2 separate regions of the Homo sapiens genome follow, and region 1 is linked to region 2. A link is an interaction called in ENCODE POLR2A ChIA-PET data of the cell type or tissue named here. Cell type or tissue: OCI-LY7. All regions are shown on one strand. Each heading gives the region's core, and the rest is flanking DNA. Links, peaks and the distances in the headings are about the cores only. Region 1 overlaps DDX11-AS1 (DDX11 antisense RNA 1). Region 2 overlaps DENND5B (DENN domain containing 5B).

Region 1 (9,110 bases), core at 619-8,618, 540 kb after region 2:
GAGGATCAGAGAGCCGGGTGATGGGTGCAGAGCCATGCAGCAGGCCCATGGGCTCCAGGGTTCCTCACCTTAACCCAAGTGGGTGCCAGAGAAAAATCTCACCTCGAGAGGAGGCACAGACACCAGGCTGCCAGGGCCGTGCACCACAGGTCAGATCCATCCAGAATCTCCCACGAGCTGTTCTCATGCCTCTGTGACACAAAGTCAGAAAAGCAGTCAGTCCCAGAAGAGAGTTTACAACTTGCTTTTTGAGCCAATCAGACCTTTGAACAAAATGTCCTCTTTTCCACAGTGTATCTGTCCTATTCACCTTCAGTTTGGAGAGCTGTTCTGACCTTTCTTAACGAAATGAGTGTCTCCCCTTCTTCGGCGAATAATAAATTCAGTGTCTGCTTTAGACAGCTTTGGTGACCTTTGTGTTCTTCTGTGGCATGAACCTCGCTTTAGTCATCGCTGTGGCCAGTGGATAGCCACTCTCTTCTGAGGGCTGTCACAGAATTCCTCCTTCTGAGAGGTTTATTGGTGATGGGGTAGGGGGTGGTCAGGGGTCCCAAGCCTCCCGGGCGAAGGCCAAGCCCTGCTTTCTTTACCAAGTTGCTCAGAGGTCTCCACTTGCAAATCATTAGCCTCATTGGGTTGGCACTCGTCCACTTGCATTTCTAGCTGGGACATTCTCTTCTATGAAAATAGTTTGTGGATATGACGAGTGGGCAGAGGAGTTTGTTTCTGTTAAGGAGTTGCTGATGGTAGGGCAATGATTCCAACTTCCATTGTTCAGCCAGATTCCTTCATTCCCCAAACTGCTCTGGATTTAGCCTAATCTTGGAAGTCAGAGTCCTGTTTGACTAACGAGAAAAATCAGAACTTCTGGGTAAAGTTACCAGACATTCACTATTGGGAGGAAATAGCTCCAGACTTGGGCTTGCCACTGTCCTTCCTTGCCCCCTCTTGGATGGAATAGTTGGGAACTCTTCCCCTCCCTACCTCCCCAGTCTTCCCCAGGGTGAGAAGAGCTTTTTTATTCCTATTAGCCATGATTTCAAGCCAACATTGAAAACGTTTTGATTTCCTGGATCGTGGGGGAAGCTTCTGTCTGGGCATCCCAGCCTCACATACTGAGTGCCTCTTCGAGCCCTGTGTGGTGAATCAAGTGTGCCCTCCTGAAAGCCTCCTTGACTCCAGGTGCAGTCAGTGTATTTTCTCCTACACTATTGGAATCAGGGCTTCTTGAATCAAACCTGCAAATTTATGCAAACACTATGCTAACATTTTTGACAAAAACTGGCAAAGGAAGGCCTTTTGCAGGTGAAGTGCAGCTAACACCTAATGGCTAGCAGAGGGCTGTTTGGGGTGGGGACTCAGGTGAGAGTTGAAGCAGAGGAGTGGGAGGAAGGAGGGTTGGTTGGTGTCTGCAGCAGTGATGGAAGATGCTGGGGCCTTCCTCCTCCCCTGCCTTCCAACATGGGAGTAACCAGTGAAGGAGCAGACAGAGAGTCAGGGACTCCCTGTCTCTTTTTCACAGTTGAGACATCTTCAGAGCTGGGGTGAGGACTGAATCTCTTAGCCCCTCTTGAGATGCTCCAGATGCCGCATCTAGTACAGAGTATGAGGTTGAGAGGCCCCCATGCCCTCCGGCCTTCCTATGCTATTACATTCACATCATACTCTACCACATCGTCATTCACTTCACATTAAAGCATCTTAATTGTCCCCTGGAAGGTTAAGCTGTGTGGTTCTTACTTTTCTATGATCTGTCTTTATCAAAGAGCCGTTTACCCTTTAAATCTTAACATTGGAAGGTCCTTTAGTGATCACCCTGTGCGATCCCTCTGTTTTATGCATGAGGGGACTAAGACATGAAGAAGTGGTTTACCCCAGTTCTCAGACCCAGACTCCAAACCAGTCATAATCCCGCTAGGTGACATTACTTACTGGACAACAGGCCCCCGGCAATCTAAGTGCCACTTGAGATATCATGGGAGCAAAAACTACTTGTCTTCTTTTAAAGGCAAGCATCTTTAAAAGAGGTACTTTGGGTCAAGAATGATTTTGTAAGTGCACACCCCTGTCACTTCCAGCGAGGGACCCTGGAAGGTAAACGAACAATCCTAACAATGCCCAGCACTCACACCATGCCCTTCCTCTGAGGCGTGCTCTGAAGAACAATCTTGCTTGTCCTTGGAATCATCCTTGTGAAGGTGTGGGAGGGAGGGACCATTATCCTCATCTTTAGAGGAGAATCCAGGCACTGAAAATAGACAACAACCCGCACAGTGGTCAGGCTGGCATTAGGCTCAAGGCCACATGCGTGTTGGCCCTGGCCCATTTCTTGTGAGCTGTGGAGAACCAGTTACCTCCTTAACCCAGGGCCACGGTGTAGCCAAGGGACATCTGGAGGGTGACACTCTTTGCTTTTAGGTCTAGAAAGGGGAGAGGAAACAAGAGAGAAGAGGAAGCAGCAGAAAAAGGGAAGGGAGGAAAGTGGAGATAAAGACAGGGCCTGGCAGGGGCAGGATAGATGCTAATGCCTTGCCACTGCTCTTAATGTCGGCATGTGGAGAGCCTGGCTTGGCAGCTCGGTTACCAGCCTTTAGGGCTTTGATGCCTTCCTGTCATCACCCAGCATTATTGGAAATTCACTAGGGTTTTATATTCAGAAGAAAACAGAGTCCCTCCCCTTCATTTCTGAGCAGGAGTAGCTCCCACTGTCAGCCAGCCTTTTCCTCCCCTCAGAGCACAGTTTATGACAGTTCAAGTTTTGTTCTCTGTTCTGTAAGCTGCTGTTGTGCAAGGGAGGAGAACAGGTACTCGTGGGTGTGCTAGAGCTGAAACGTGTTTATCTGAATCTGAACAGTGGGTGCTTTCACACACACACACACACACACACACACACACACACACAGAGAGAGAGAGAGAGAGAGAGAGAGAGAGAGAGAGAGAGAGAGTGGTATTCAGCACCTTCCCTTAGGGCTGCAAGGCTCCTCATCTCCCCTCCTGCAGCAGCAGATCTGGGCTCCTGTTGAAGACAAGCCCTCACAGCACTTGGGCGGACATCATTTACCAGGCACATCAAAGGTTGGGAAAGATGTGACTAATGAGTCTAGCTTGTGCAAGACTCATCCTCTTACCTCCCTCTCACCATCACATTCCCAGTCCCACTAAAGCATAGGATTCTGGCTGAGTCTTTGGCTAAAATGAGTAGTGGCAACTCCTCTTGTTTAGGCATCCAAGCACACACCACCAGATCCAGCAAGTGCACACCAACTCCACTTCAGCTAATTTATGACTTCAAAGGTGGTCTAGAAAGGAGACCTTTACAACAGAAAAGCTTCCTGGACTGCAGGCAGAGTTGTGCCAATGCATTCAGGCCATAATTCTGATTGCTCCCCATAAGCCAGGAAACTCACTACTCACTATGCCCACCTTGCTGTTTGCCATCACAGAAATGCACTTGAGTTGCTCACCTGCATTGCTACAGTTAAACCACAGGCTGCAGGTGCAGCACTCTTTCCAGGGTGTGCAGGGGAAATGGCATTTGTTATTTGAGTAATGTGTCTCTCTCCATCCCCAGAGTCGGTAAACAAACAAGTTATCCATGGAGCAAGCTCTTCCCTTTTGGCATCTTTCAGTTTTTGAGTGGCAGCTCTGCAATGAGGCCACTGGCCATCCCTCAGCTGTGTAGAGAACAGGCATTCTTGGCCCTTGGAGTCCTGCTGTAGCATTTTCAGGATGCCAAGTTATTGGTGGGGACAGGTGCCCAAAATTCAGCATAACACACCTAAGCCTTATTTCCCTTTTTCTGGACACTTCTTGATTTAGGAATAAAAGCCCCTTCCTCCTCCTGGGCTGGGCTGGCCTGTAAACATCTCAGTCTGAGTTTGCTGAGTGTTGCATTCAGGCCATAATTCTGATTGCTCCCCATAAGCCAGGAAACTCACTACTCACTATGCCCACCTTGCTGTTTGCCATCACAGAAATGCACTTGAGTTGCTCACCTGCATTGCTACAGTTAAACCACAGGCTGCAGGTGCAGCACTCTTTCCAGGGTGTGCAGGGGAAATGGCATTTGTTATTTGAGTAATGTGTCTTTCTCCATCCCCAGAGTCGGTAAACAAACAAGTTATCCGTGGAGCAAGTTATCAGTCTGAGTGTTGCTATATTCAGTTGCTAGTTTCCATTCCATATGATGATGTGTGACAGGACAGCTCACCCTGTGAGTTAGCAAGGGGTTTTAAGTAATATGCTTTCTGATGGAAAGGACGACAAAGATTCCTATTATTCACCAGTGAGCCTGGAGACTGAGCTGGTCCAGTTTTGATGACTGAGCCACAGCAATGTCAATCTCATGTGCTCTGTCACTACTTCCCACTGTGGCTTGACGAAAACAGCCTCAAGGGCCCTGCAGAAGCGCTCCAGCCACGCAGTCAGGAGACTTGCCAACTCAGTCTGTCCAAGGCCTCTGTGACATTGGAACAAAAATAGGTCTGTGTGCTAGCCTCAGCTTCTGCATCTGCAAAGAGAAGTGGTTAACAAAAATTAGGGGTAGCAAGTAATGCTTGCAGCTTTCAGTTATAGACATGCACAGATATTGCTGTTGGTGAAAGCATCCACAGAACACCAGGCAACACGCCACTGAAAGAGAGCGGCATTTTTTTTGCTCCTATTCTTCGAAATGCCAGTGGAGATAAACTGATGCTGCTATTTGTGTTTTCCTGGACTATTTCCTTGTGAAGCCTTCCAGTCATTAAATGCTCACTCCATCTTCTTTCAAAAGTGACTCAGCGTGCGGCTGAGAAGCAGCAGCAGCAGGATCACCTGGGAGTTTGTGAGAATGCGGAACCTCAGGCTCCCCGGCTTTCCTGCTGAATCGGAACGCGCTGTTTCACACTCTCCCAGGTGATTCGCATGTGTTTAACTTTAGAAGCACCCGTCTGAAGTTGTGTTTGTCAAACCTAAGTGAACATCAAATCCCTGCAAGGCTCGTTAAAACCTTGCTGGGCCCCACACCCAAGTTTCTGATTCAATAAGTCTGGGTCAGGGTCTGTGAATTTGCATTATAACATTTCTAACTTTCCTGGCGATGACACCACCTGTCCAGGACCATACTTTGGGAACCTCTGGTAAGTCTTCCTTGAGCAGGTGTTTTGTGACACCTTAATTCCCAGGTCACCGAGAATCTAGAGCATCTCTATAATATGTATGCTGGCTTCTTCAATCTCCAGAATTACTGTGTTCTCTTAATCATCTTTGATCTCTTTCTTGATTTCAGTATGTTTCTCTCTCTTTGTCATTAGGAAGCCCTAGTCTCAGAAAGCCAGTTAGTTCTGTGCTGTGCAAAAATGGGAGGATTTCATGAAAATCCTACTTTTCTCTCCCATGTGGTTGTTCTAAAATTCTACCTGTTTCTTCATCTGGAGTTACACCGCTGGTCCCTGAGGGGCTTGTTACACTCCTCCTCAGAGCTAGTGAACATTGGCGGCTGGTGTGTAATCTTCTGTGCCTGTTATATGTGTGTACATACCTTGGCATTTACATGTAGAAATATGTTTTGGATTTCTTAGGCCGGGCACGGTGGCTCACGCCTGTAATCCCAGCACTTTGGGAGGCCGAGGCGGGCAGATCACGAGGTCAGGAGATCGAGGCCATCCTGGCTAACACAGTGAAACCCCGTCTCTACTAAAAATACAAAAAATTAGCCAGGCATGGTGGTGGGCGCCTGTAGTCCCAGCTACTCAGGAGACTGAGGCAGGAGAATGGCATGAACCTGGGAGGCGGAGCTTGCAGTGAGCCGAGATTGTGCCACTGTACTCCAGCCTGGGCGACAGAGTCTCTCAAAAAAAAAATATGTTTTGGATTTCTTAAGAAAAAATAAGATCATACTACAAGTATTGCTTGGCAACTTCATTTTATTAATTAGTATCATTTCTTGGGGATATTTTAAAATCTATAAATAGACTCTCCATTCTTTTTAAAGCTGCATAGGCTAGGTGTGGTGGCTCACACCTATTTAATATAATCTCAGTGCTTTGGGAGGCTGAGGTGAGAGAATTGTTTGAAGCCAGGAGTTTGAAACCAGCCTGGGCAACATTGTGAGACTCCCCCAACTCTACAAAAAAATAAAAATATTATCCAGACATGGTGGTGAGCACCTGTAATCCCAGCTATTTTAGAGGCTGAGGTGGGAAGGCAGTTTGAGACCAGGAGTTTGAGGTGACAGTGAGCTATGATTAGGTCACTGTACTTCAGTCTGGGCAACAGAGCGAGACCTTGTCTCTAAAAAAAAAAATAAATTGTAATAAAATAAATTATAAAGGGAATTTACATATATATTTTAAAGCTGGTCAGAGGAAATGTAAGAAAAAAAGAAAAATAGCTGTATAGCTATATTTTATAATATGGACATATCATAGTCTATTTAACTATCTACCTATTGATGGCTACTTACATTATTTCCAATATTTTACTATTACCAGAAATATTAAAGTAGCATTCTCATGAGATTCAACTAAGAAGCTGACCTCCAAAAAGGTTGTGTCAATTTATATTACCATCCCTCACATTGAAAGTGCTTATTTCTAACCTCACCAAGGCCAGCTATTATCAGCCTTTTACATTTTTACCAATATATTGAGGCTATCTCATTCCCTAAATGTGCTTCTACCTGCTGAATGCTTGAGGTTAAACACGTCTTCAAAGATTATCAGCCCATTCCATTTCCCTTTTTAGGAATTACTAATTCAGATTCTCTGTCCTTTTTCTATGGGCTTGTCGGTATTTTTTTGCAGATGGGGGACAGTTAGGAGCAATAGCCTGGATATTAATCTTTGGTCTATTTAAAAAGTCGCAAATGTTTTATCCAAGTCTCTCACCTGACTTCTAATGCAGTCCTTCATTTTATCTTTTGTCATATAAAACTTCTAGTTTTTTTTTCAATTTTTATTATTTTATTTTATTTTACCATAAGTTATTGGGGTACAGGTGGTATTTGGTTACATGAGTAAGTTCTTTAGTGGCGATTTGTAACCTGCCCAGACCTTGGGGGAACTGAACAAATGGGGGCGAATGCAGGAATAAAAGACAAAGACGAAAGAATATGTTTAGAAGAAGGAGTCAGGGGGCACCTTGCCTCTAGTGGACAAGAGCCCTGAGCTTTACACAGCCCTCCATATTTATTAGACAAAAGAGATAGCGAGAAGTCGGGGGCTGGTTTTCAGCTGGCGGTTAGATTCACAGCAGGCTTGCAAGACTGCATTCTTTGAACAATAGGTGCTAGATTTCCCAGTAGATAACTTCAAGGAGCCCGGCACCAGGGAGTGAGGCCCTCAGCAAACCTTTTGGCAGCGGGCACAATGTGAGTTTGCTCACATCCTGCATTCATGATAAACAGTTTGCTGTTTGATCATATAGCCTCCAGTGGAATGGTGAGTTGGTCACAATCACTTTGGCCTTTTTGGCTCCCAACATCTCACCTTTGTGTTTATGTATTAATTGAAAGAATGTAAGGCCAGACTGGGCAGCTCTCATTTTCCGATTGATGGTCCATCTGATTTTACAGACTATGAACAGAAGACAGAGACAAAACATTATTCCAGGACCTACATATAAGATGTTAATGTGGTGCCTTAGATAGGTCCAAGGGTTGAGGCTCTCCAGGCCTTGCTGGAATTCGGTCCAGTCTTCTAAAGAAGGCTGAAAGTCTTATGTTTGCCCATTTAAATTAATAATGTTGTTTTGTAATTCACCAATATCAAAGGTGACGTTGGATGTGAAAGCTCCCTGCAAATGGGCTTTCACAAGGTCCCACGGATACTCACTTCGGTTGTATTCTAAGTTGGTTACACAAATATGAGTGTGATTAAAAGGACAATGCAATTGCTGCTGCAACTGCAAGCTTTGTGCTTGTTCCCTTAACCATAGAACCATGGATTTCAACACTGCCACTTCAGTTTGTAGCTCAGTGTTAATTCCATTCTGAAGTAGCCACGCTTGGTTGGCTGTGTGTGTCCAGTTCTCCACATACTGAGCTGTTTGAATAGCAATATGCAAAGCTACATAGGACATCACAACAGAAGACATTAGTGTGACCAAGGAAACAGTAGCAAAAATTATCATGCCTAAGGCTCTATGGACGTGATGAGTAAGCTAAGTTAGAAGAAGTTTCACAAAATGCAAAGCAGGTGTGGCAGCCCAAGCCTCGGGCAGATTAACAGGAATCCATAGCCCAGGGATACGACCTAAAATCATCAAAGGAGGCCAGGCGTGGTGGCGGGCGCCTGTAGTCCCAGCTACTCAGGAGGCTGAGTCAGGAGAATGGCGTGAACCCGGGAGGCGGAGCTTGCAGTGAGCCGAGATCGCACCACTGCACCCCAGCCTGGGTGACAGAGCAAGACTCCATCTCAGAAAAAAAAAAAAAAAATCATCAAAGTAGAGATATTTTTTGTTGTTGTTGTTTATTTCAATTTCATTTAGTTCTGGTATGATCTTGGTTATTTCCTTTCTTCTTCTGGGTTTGGGTTTGGTTTGTCCTTGTTTCTCTAGTTCCTTGACGTGTAACCTTAGATCGTCTGTTTGTGCTCTTTCGGGCTTTTTGATGTAGGCATTTAGGGCTGTGAACTTTCCTCTTAGCACCGCCTTAGCTGTATCCCAGAGCTTTTGATAGGTTGTGTCATTATTGTTATTTAGTTCGAAGAATTTTTAAATTTCCATCTTGTTTTCATTTTTGACCCAATGTTCATTGAGGAGTAGGTTATTTAATTGCCATGTATTTACGTGGTTTCAAAGGTACCTTTTGGGGTTGATTTCCAGTTTTATTCCACTGTGATCTGAGAGAGTGCTTGATATAATTTCAATTTTCTTAAATTTATTGAGGCTCATTTTATGACCTATCATATGGTCTATCTTGGAAAAAGTTCCATTGCTGTTGAATAGAATGTGTATTCTGTGGTCGTTGGATGAAATGTTATGTATAGATCTGTTAAGTCCATTTGTTCCAAGATACAGTTTAAATCCATTGTTTCTTTGTTGATTTTCTGTCTTGATGACCTGTCTACTGCTGTCAGTGGAGTATTGAAGTCCCCCACTATTATTGTGTTGCTGTTTATCTCATTTCT
Region 2 (9,110 bases), core at 842-8,841:
ACCCTCTCTGCCACTTAGAACACAAAATTTGTGGTTAGAGTAGAAGTGGTAGAGGGATAGCCAGCAAATGCCCTAGACCCCAGAGCTTCTGTAGATTTAATTGTCCATTGAAGAATCATGGAGTCATTATAAGAGTCTCTTGCACAAGTGTTGAGCCTACTTAATGAATATTGAACGAAATTACATTCACTTTTCCCTGGAATGAAATCTCTAAGCAAGAGTAAAAATTTAGCTTTTTCTGAATGTGAACATAAGGCCATGAAGTAGACATACCTTGTTGAATCATTATGGGGCAGAGGCCCAGATATGAAATGTCTGTTGACATGTATGCACATTCAGTATTTATTTCAGTGCCTTATTGAACTCTATTGAATAGGTCAGGTGACAGCTTTTATCTGAACATCAGTCTTTGAGGGACAGTTGAAGCACTGGTATATGTGTGAGCGAGAGATTGGTGTTTTTTTCAAATGTAGAAGAGGTAACTTCTTACATTTTTTGCTCTTAAAAGTATATTATTTCATAATATTCAAATTTGCCTTGGGATTTAAAGTATAAATTGTCATTTTAGTAACACAATTGAATATTTTTTAATATCTCTGAACTAATGAGATACAGTTTTCTTTCAAGTGTGGGAACTATTTTGTACCCTGTTCCCTGACCTCTGCCTTTTGACCCTGTCACTTTGTGATGAGATTATAGATAGGCCTTTGAGCTTTTCTCCAGTCTGCTCAGGTTTCCTTACACAGCAACATATAAAGCTTTAAGGTCCTTTAAAAGATGCTCTTAGAATTAAAGAGAACATTCAGATTTAATTGGCATGAGTTTCGTAAATATTTTTTCTTTAAAAAGTCTTTTTCTTCCTTAATGCTTTCCTGTCCCCCAAATCTATTTAATTATGTTTTCTAAAATGGTATATTTCGGGAGAGGCTAACAATTAGAGCTTTCTAGGATAAGGAAATCCAAGAGAGATTCAACTGTTTATTCCCTATTTGTTGTCTCTAGGTATGAGAAGTTAAAATCCAGAATTAGAGGGTGTCATACAAGAGCAGGAGATTTTTTTCAGAGAGAATCAGTGCTTTAACCTTCTTATAATAAGCACTTTTTAGATAACACCTTTTAGATACTTTTTCAGATGCCTAAAATAGAGTAGGAAGAGAAACAAGGACAGAGAAAAGGAGACTGATTTCATTGGCTATGTGTTAATAACTCGTGAGTTTTTTTTTTTTTTTTTTTTTGAGAAAGAGTAAAATTAGTGACAAAAATAAGGGCTTGGGGATTTGATATTTATTTTGTTATTGTTTTACATCCTATCTTCAAGATTATCCAGAAAATTAAGTATTTGCTTTGTTTCAGACATTTTTTAATAGGACTTTCTGAGGAATGTCTGTTTTACGCACCATCAGAAAGATTTGTAACAATGAAGCTGTAGGACTTTGGTTTGCGTGGGGGCATTCTTGCTACTTAACAATGAGTGAGGGTAAATAAAATGATTGTTTTGAAATAACAAAAGGCAATATGTGCTTTATGTGCCTTTTTTTCTTTTTTTTTTTGAGACAGAGTTTCGCTCTTGTTGCCCAGGCTGGAGTGCAGTGTTGTGATCTCGGCTCACCACAACCTCCACCTCCTGGGCTCAAGGGATTCTCCTGCTTCAGCCTCCCAAGTAGCTGGGATTACAGGCATGCGCCACCACACCTGGCTAATTTTGTATTTTTAGTTGGGATGGGGTTTTTCCATGTTGGTCAGGCTGGTCTTGAGCTCCCGACCTCACATGATCCACCTGCGCTGGCCTCCCAAAGTGCTGAGATTACAGGCATGAGCCACTGCACCTGGCCTGGCAATATGTGCTTTTAAAAAATTGTAGCTTTTGGCTGGGTACGGTGGCTCTCGCCTGTAATCCCAGCACTTTAAGAGGTCAAAGCGGGCAGATCACCTGAGGTCAGGAGTTTGAGACCAGCCTGGCCAACATGGTGAAACCCTGTCTCTACTAAAAATACACAAAAATTAGCCGGGCGTGGTGGCTCCCCAGCTACTCAGGAGGTTGAGGCAGGAGAATCGCTTGAGCCCGAGAGGTGGAGGTTGCAGTGAGCCGAGAACGTGCCATGGCACTCCAGCCTGGGCAATGAGTGAAACTCCGTCTCAAAAAAACAAAAAAAAAAATTGTGGCTTTTAAATTATTTTTCTAAAAAAGAAAGAGTGAATGGATAAAATGGAGTTTTCTAATTCAGGTGTTTACTTTTGAGAGATAGAAATTAAATCCGTAGTTCTTGCAACTTTTTTTTTTTAAACCCAAATCCTTTCTACAATTAGTAATTAAAGTGAAATGAGAAAAGAAAGAGTAGCTTTGAATCTCACTCAGTTGCTTAATGCTAAAATAATCTATTAAAATTTTTTTTTCTATGGAAAGGGGAAAACACTAGTGACAAATAAGATGGGAAGACAGGAAGAAGCTAGTTAGCAGAAGAGGCAACTCAGTGACAAGATAAACTCTTGATCTCTATCTTACTGGTCCGATTTGTGTGTTGTCACGTAGAATGAAAATATGTTTAGACGGTATAAGAAACCTCTGATGGAAAAATCTGGTTGTCTCCCTGCAGGTTGCTAAGAAAGAGTGATGTTTCAGGGAGGCTGAGTCTTGAAGCAGCAGCAGCAGATCTGACACTTGTCCTTCACAGCTCCTTTCCTGTCTCCCATAGTAAGGGCTATGTAAACATTTCATGATCAGTGCTGGCACTTGCAGCCGAGAATGCGGAGAATGCTTGCAGTTTCCCTTTTCATGCAGCAGAATGATAACAGGGACAATCTTTTGATTGTCTTATTATGTTTTGGCTTTTGTTGCTTTTAAAATTCCCAGTTTGTGTTGCTGTAAGGGAGGTAACATTTCTCACCCTTTCTGTAAATGAGTTTCCTGCCAAAACCTACCTGTGAGTTTCAAATGTTTAGACCAATCAACCAACCAAAGACCTTGAGATAACCTAAGAAGGTATAACCTAAGAAGGGACAGTTACACAGTAATTGGGAAAACTTCTGCAAGGACAGATGTGCATTTCTCATTTTCTTTAAACCTATCAATTTACTGAAAATGAATATGATTTTTGTTAATAATGACAGTGCCAAAAAAAATTACTAAAATCTTTTTGAGTAAATGAAACCAAACTCCTAAAAAAAGAAAACTTTTTTTTTTTTTTTAAAGAGAATTTTGGCTGGGTGCAGTGGCTCACGCCTGTAATCCCAGCACTTTGGGAGGCCGAGGCGGGTGGATCACGAGGTCAGGAGATCGAGACCATCCTGGCTAACATGGTAAAACCCTGTCTCTACTAAAAATACAAAAATTAGCCGGGTGTGGTGGCGGGCGCCTGTAGTCTCAGCCACTCGGGAGGCTGAGGCAGGAGAATGGTGGGTGAACCCAGGAGGCGGAGCTTGTAGTGAGCCAAAGTCGTGCCACTGCACTCCAGCCTGGGCAACAGAGTGAGACTCCGTCTCTTAAAAAAAAAAAAAAAGAGAGAGAATTTTGATTAGTTCTTATCTGGAGATATATTGCTTATAATTTTTTTCTCTTGGTTTTTTTGTTTGTTTGTTTTTGAGATGGAGTATTGCTGTGTCACCCAGGCTGGAGTGCAGTGTTGGCGATCTTGGCTCACTGCAACCTCCACCTCCCGGGTTCCAGTGATTCTCCTGCCTCAGCCTCCTGAGTAGCTGGGATTACAGGCACCCGCCACCATGCCCAGCTAATTTTTTGTATTTTTAGTAGAGATGGGGTTTCATCGTGTTAGCCAGGATGGTCTCGATCTCCTGACCTTTTGATCTGCCTGCCTCAGCCTCCCAAAGTGTTGGGATTACAGGCATGAGCCACCGCACCAGGCCATTTTTTGGTAATTTTTTAGAATGAGTTGAATTGAGATGAATTTTAGTTGTTCCTAAGTACTGTGTACTGTGACTGGCAGTGGCTCTTAACTGTTATTTTTTGAGACAGAGTCTCACTCTGTTGCCCAGGCTGGAATGCAGTGACACAATCATGGCTCACTGCAACCTCTGCCTCCTGGGCTCAAGCTATCCTACTGCCTCAGCTTCTTGAGTAGCTGGAATCACAGGCATGTACCACCATACTCGGCTAATTTTTTTGTGTGTTTTTAATAGAGACAGGGTTCACCACATTGGCCAGGCTGGTCTTGAACTCCTGGCCTCAAGTGATCTGCCTGCCTCTGGCTCCCAAAGCACTGGGATTATAGGCATGAGCCATCGCTCCCAGCTGGCATTGGCTCTTTAAAATTTTTGGGAGGAGAATATAACACAGTCACAAAATAATGTAAGGGGGCAAATTGTGGAAAAGAAGGTCTATTTATGCCCAGCTCACTGCTCCTACTTTTTGTTTCCAGAGCCAGATATATATGTTACACACATAAAAGAGGTATGTAGGCCAGGCGTGGTGGCTCATACCTGTAATCCCAGAACTTTGGGAGGCAGGTGAATTGCTTGAGCTCAGGAGTTCGAGACCAGCCTGCGCAGCATGGTGAAACTCCATCTCTACCAAAAATACAGAAAATTAGCTGGGTGTTGGCAGTATGCGCCTGTGGTCCCAGCTACTCGGTAGGCTGAGGTGGGAGGACCACCGGAGCCTGGAAGGTGGAGATTTCATTGAGCCTAGATTTCACCACTGTACTCCAGCCTGGGTGACACAGTAAGACCCTCGTCTCAAAAAAAAAAAAAAAAAAAAAAAGGTATGTTGCTGGGTGTGGTGGCATGTATGTACCTGTAACCCTAGCTACCTGGGAGGCTAAGGTGGGAGGATTGCTTGAGCCCAGGAGTTCAAGACCAGTCTGAGCAACATACCAGACCCTTGTCTCAAAAACAAAGAGGAATATAGATTAGCCCACTTCAACATTTTATGAAGTGGTGGGAGATGACTTGGGAAAAGAGGTTGAATCAGCCTTTGGAGTTCTCTATCAGTTAGAATGCTGTGGTTTATAGGTCAAAGAGGAGATAAAGGAATTTGGCTGGTTCACAAAATTTAAAAGGAGTTTTTGGGGGCATGTGTTCAGGGTGTAATTTGAACGTGGCTCCAGCTTCATTTCACTGCAGCTGTTTAGGCGCAACCTTTATGCACTGTTGACTTCTCTTCTGGTGGCTTCCCTCAGAGTTATTAAGTGGCAGCAGAAGTTAAGAGTTTGTATTCGCACATCACACCTTCCTTAGAAGAGATTTAACTTTCCTCCTCTAGCCTTCACTCCTGTCAGGAAACAAAAATATGGGTGTTTGCTGTGGCCTGTCCTTTAACAAATCAGTGTGGCAAGTAAAATGGGATTAAACTGATTACTGAGACTAATTTGGGATGAAAACTATATAGCTAGTTCACAGTAGAAGAGGGAGGGAAGTGGCTGCTGGGAAACATTCCCAATACAGGTTGAGTATCCCTTATCCAAAATATTTGAGACCAAAAGTATTTAGGATTTTGTGTTTTTTCAGATTTTGGAATATTTGCATATACATAATGAGATTTCTTAAGGGTGGGACCTAAGTCTAAACATGAAATTCACTTATATTTCATATGTACCTTATTCATGTAGCCTGAAGGTAATTTTATACAGTATTTTAAATGATTTTGTGTACCCATCACATTAGTTCAGGTATGGAATTTTCCACTTGTGGTGTCATTAGCAGTCAAAAAATTTCAGATTTTGGAGCATTTCATATTTCTGGATTAGGGATGCTCAACCTGTATTCTCTACTTGTTGAATGCTAGACTATAAAGATGGCCCTCTGAAGGACAGAAAAGAGGCCAGTTGTGGTGGCTCACATCTGTAATCCCGTACTTTGGAAGGCCGAGGTGGGAGGATGGCTTGGCTTGAGCCCAGGAGTTCATGACTAGCCTGGTCAACAAAGCAAGACCCTGTCTCTACAAAACAAAACAACCCCCTAAAAATAGAAAAGAGCCACTGAAAGGTGTTTTGTTGTTGTTGTTTTTTAAAGAGGTGGAATCTTGCTCTGTTTGCCTAGGCTGGAGTGCAGTGGTGAGATCATAGCTCACTGCAGCCTTAATCTCCTGGGCTCAAGCAGTTCTCCCACCTCAGCCTCCCAAGTAGCTGGGACTGCAGGTATGCACCACCCTAAAAGGTTTTGAACAAAGGAGTGGCTTGCTCAAAACTGTAGCCTTAGGAATATCACTCTGGATGGAGGATATAGCATGGAATTAAACTGGGACGAGATTTGAAGTGGGGAAACCAATTAGGATGCTTTTTTTTTTTTTTTTTTTTTAGACAGAGTCTTGCTCTGTTGCCCAGGCTGGAGTGCAGTGGCACGATCTTGGCTCACTGCAACCTCTGAGGAGGCTGTTCTGTAAGACAAATTAGAAGGCAACATTCTGAATTAGAATAGTAGTGGTGGGAGTAAAGAAGATGGGGGATGGATAGGAAAGATAGGACACACAAGTAAATTGAATTTGGCAACTTCTTTTTTTTTTTTTGAGACAAGGTCTTGCTCTGGCACACAGGCTGGAGTGCAGTGATGCTATCACAGCTCACTGCAGCCTCCATCTCCTGGGCTCAGGTGATCCTCCCACCTCAGCTTTCCAAATAGCTGGGACTACACCCACGTGCCACCACACCCAGCTAATGAATTTGGCAACTTTATTGTATGTTGGGTTTGTCAACCTAAATAACAAATAGGGATAGGCTCTCTAAAAGAAAATTATTTTTATTTTGAAATAAGGTGTTGCAATAGGAATATACATGCGATAGTAAACTGTGTGTTCTTTAACATTGTGGAATTTGTATAGCTTACCAGTTTGAATGTCTGCAAGTGCTTGCACTGGGTTCTAACCTCCGCCTCCCAGGCTCAAGCAGTTCTCCTGCCTTAGCTTCCCAAGTAGCTGGTAGAACAGGCACACTCCACCGAACCCAGCTAATGTTCCAGTCATCTGGTACTACCATAGAAAAATGTTTACCAATTAGCTGTATAGAAGAATCTGATGTTGAACTGCCTGCTATTGGTTGATAATGCTTGTATAGTACTTACTATGTAGCCTGGCAGGATGTAATTGCACAATAAATATTAGCCACATTTTCATCATCATAATTAATTGGTTTAAACCTTGGGCAGTTTGATGATGAAATTTAAGGTATTCCTGGAACTCTCCTTTAGATATTTTTTCTTTAAAAAATTTTTAAAAAATTATTGTAGATACCTGGTCCTGCTATGTGGCCCTTGCTCGTCTTGAACTCCTGGCCTCAAGTGATCCTCCCACCTCTGCCTCCCAAAGTGCTGGGATTATAGGCATGAGCTACTGGGCCCAGCCTATGACATGTTTTATCGTAGAATATGCACCTAATTTTAATATATATATATCTGTTTTACCATGTTGCCTTTTAATCTCTTAATTTAATAACAATAATAAAAGTATTGCTTGAATTACACACACACACACACACACACACACACACACAGTTTTTAAGAGAGAGGTTCTCACTATGTTTCCCTGGCCGGAATGCAGTAGCTATTCACAGATGTGATTACAGCACACTATAGCCTCGAACTCCTGGGCTCAAGCAATCCTCCTGCCTCAGTCTCTTGAGTTGCTGGAACTACAGGTGTGCACCACCATGACTGGCTTCAAATTATATTTTTTAATTTTTTTTGAGACAAGAGTTTCACTTCTGTCACCCAGGCTTCACTGTAGTGGTGTGATCTCAGCTCACTGCCATCTCCACCTTCTGGGTTCAAGCGATCCTTCCACCCTAGTCTCCCAAGTAGTTGGGACTACAGGTGCATGCCACCATGCCCAGCTAATTTTTATATTTTTTTTTCTAGAGATGGGGCTTTACCATGTTGCCCAGGCTGGTCTCAAACTCCTGGGTTCAAGCAATCCACCTGCCCTAGCCTCCCAAAGTGCTGGGATTACAGGTGTGAACCTCTGTGCCAGGCCACTATTTTTTAGTTTTTATAGCCAGTCAAATATGGTCCCTAGTTTGCAGCTGGCAATCATGTTTAGAGACGTTAAATGAATTACCTAAGTTTGCATTGCTAGTGGCAGAATTAGAACCACAACAGAGATTCTTCTGGGTCCAAATCCAGGCCCCTTTAACTATAGAGAACAGTCTCAGAGAAACTTAATCATTCTCATGTGTAAAAGAGCCCACCTTTTAAATCTGATAGAGAGCAGGGCATTTATATACTTAAAAGGAACATTAATAAACCTATTATATGTTAACCTAAATCACATTCTAAATGAAAACAAGACTAACTTTGGGCCTTTTATGCATGAAAATTACAGATTTTGTTGGTTGTGCATCTGTTTTAGGAGTAGACTATCTACGTGTAAGCGACCAGAGGCATCCACATAAGCAAGATGTATAAATTGCTTAACAGGACTCAACGTGAGTGTAAAAGGACTCAATAGATTTACTCCTTTCTTTTCTTTCGTTTTTTTGTGAGATGATCTCAGCTCACTGCAACCTCTGCCTCCTGGGCTCAAGCGATCTTTCTATCCTAGTCTCCCAAGTAGTTGGGACTACAGGTGTGTGCCGGCACACCTAGCTGGTTTTTTTATTTTTTTGTGGAGACAGAGTTTTGCCATGTTGCCCAGGCTGGTCTCAAGTGAGCCACCTGCCTTGGCCTCTGAAAGTGCTGGGATTACAGGCATGAGCCACTGTGCCCAGCTAATCCCTTAATAGATGCAGTAGTCGAATTGGCAAGGTTGTGAATACCAGGAACCAAGAATCATTGAGGGTCATCTTGAGGCTGACTGCCACATTGATTAAATCTGTTAGGATCTATAATCTTCAGCAGTGGTTTTAAGTAGAGCATACTAAAGCAATAGTAGTGTGCAGGATTTTGATGCCATCTCCGCTGAAGGAAATAATACAATCTGCTATCTTTAGAATTGCAGTATGGCATGGGCTGGTTGTGGTGGCTCACACCTGTAATCTAGCACTTAGGGAGGCAGAGGTGGGAGGATCACTTGAGGCTAGGAGTGTGAGACCAGCCTGGGCAACATGGCAAAACCCTGTCTCTAAAAAAAATACAAAAATTAGCAAAGGGAGGTGGTGCCTACCTGTAGTCCCAGCTACTCTGGAGGCTGAGGTGGGAGGATCACTTGAGCCTGGGAGTTGGAGGTTGCA

What was found. ChIA-PET counts read pairs that join two places held together with the same protein. Peaks named below come from ENCODE experiments on the same cell type or tissue, not always from the same donor. Only the 100,000 strongest peaks of a DNase experiment are listed, where the experiment ranks them.
Region 1: POLR2A ChIA-PET joins it to region 2 with 6 read pairs; 1 of 35 experiments calls an interaction of 5 or more read pairs at or near these places.

Annotation. Positions count from the first base shown.
Region 1 is chr12:31,025,407-31,034,516 of GRCh38, reverse strand. All of the region lies in intron 2 of DDX11-AS1 (DDX11 antisense RNA 1), which reads left to right. Among named protein-coding and RNA genes, the nearest start is that of TSPAN11-AS1, 24 kb to the right of the region's middle. RefSeq lists a silencer at 5,502-5,731. In OCI-LY7, for the core only: no CTCF peak of the experiment used is centred there; DNase peaks (open chromatin) are centred at 2,416, 4,164, 4,426, 4,886 and 4 weaker places; H3K4me3 peaks cover 4,189 bases; H3K27ac peaks cover 6,692 bases.
Region 2 is chr12:31,564,665-31,573,774 of GRCh38, reverse strand. The region is part of intron 1 of DENND5B (DENN domain containing 5B); the gene reads left to right. Among named protein-coding and RNA genes, the nearest start is that of DENND5B-AS1, 21 kb to the left of the region's middle. RefSeq lists enhancers at 1,895-2,395, 2,582-2,741. In OCI-LY7, for the core only: no CTCF peak of the experiment used is centred there; a DNase peak (open chromatin) is centred at 5,104; H3K4me3 peaks cover 557 bases; H3K27ac peaks cover 668 bases.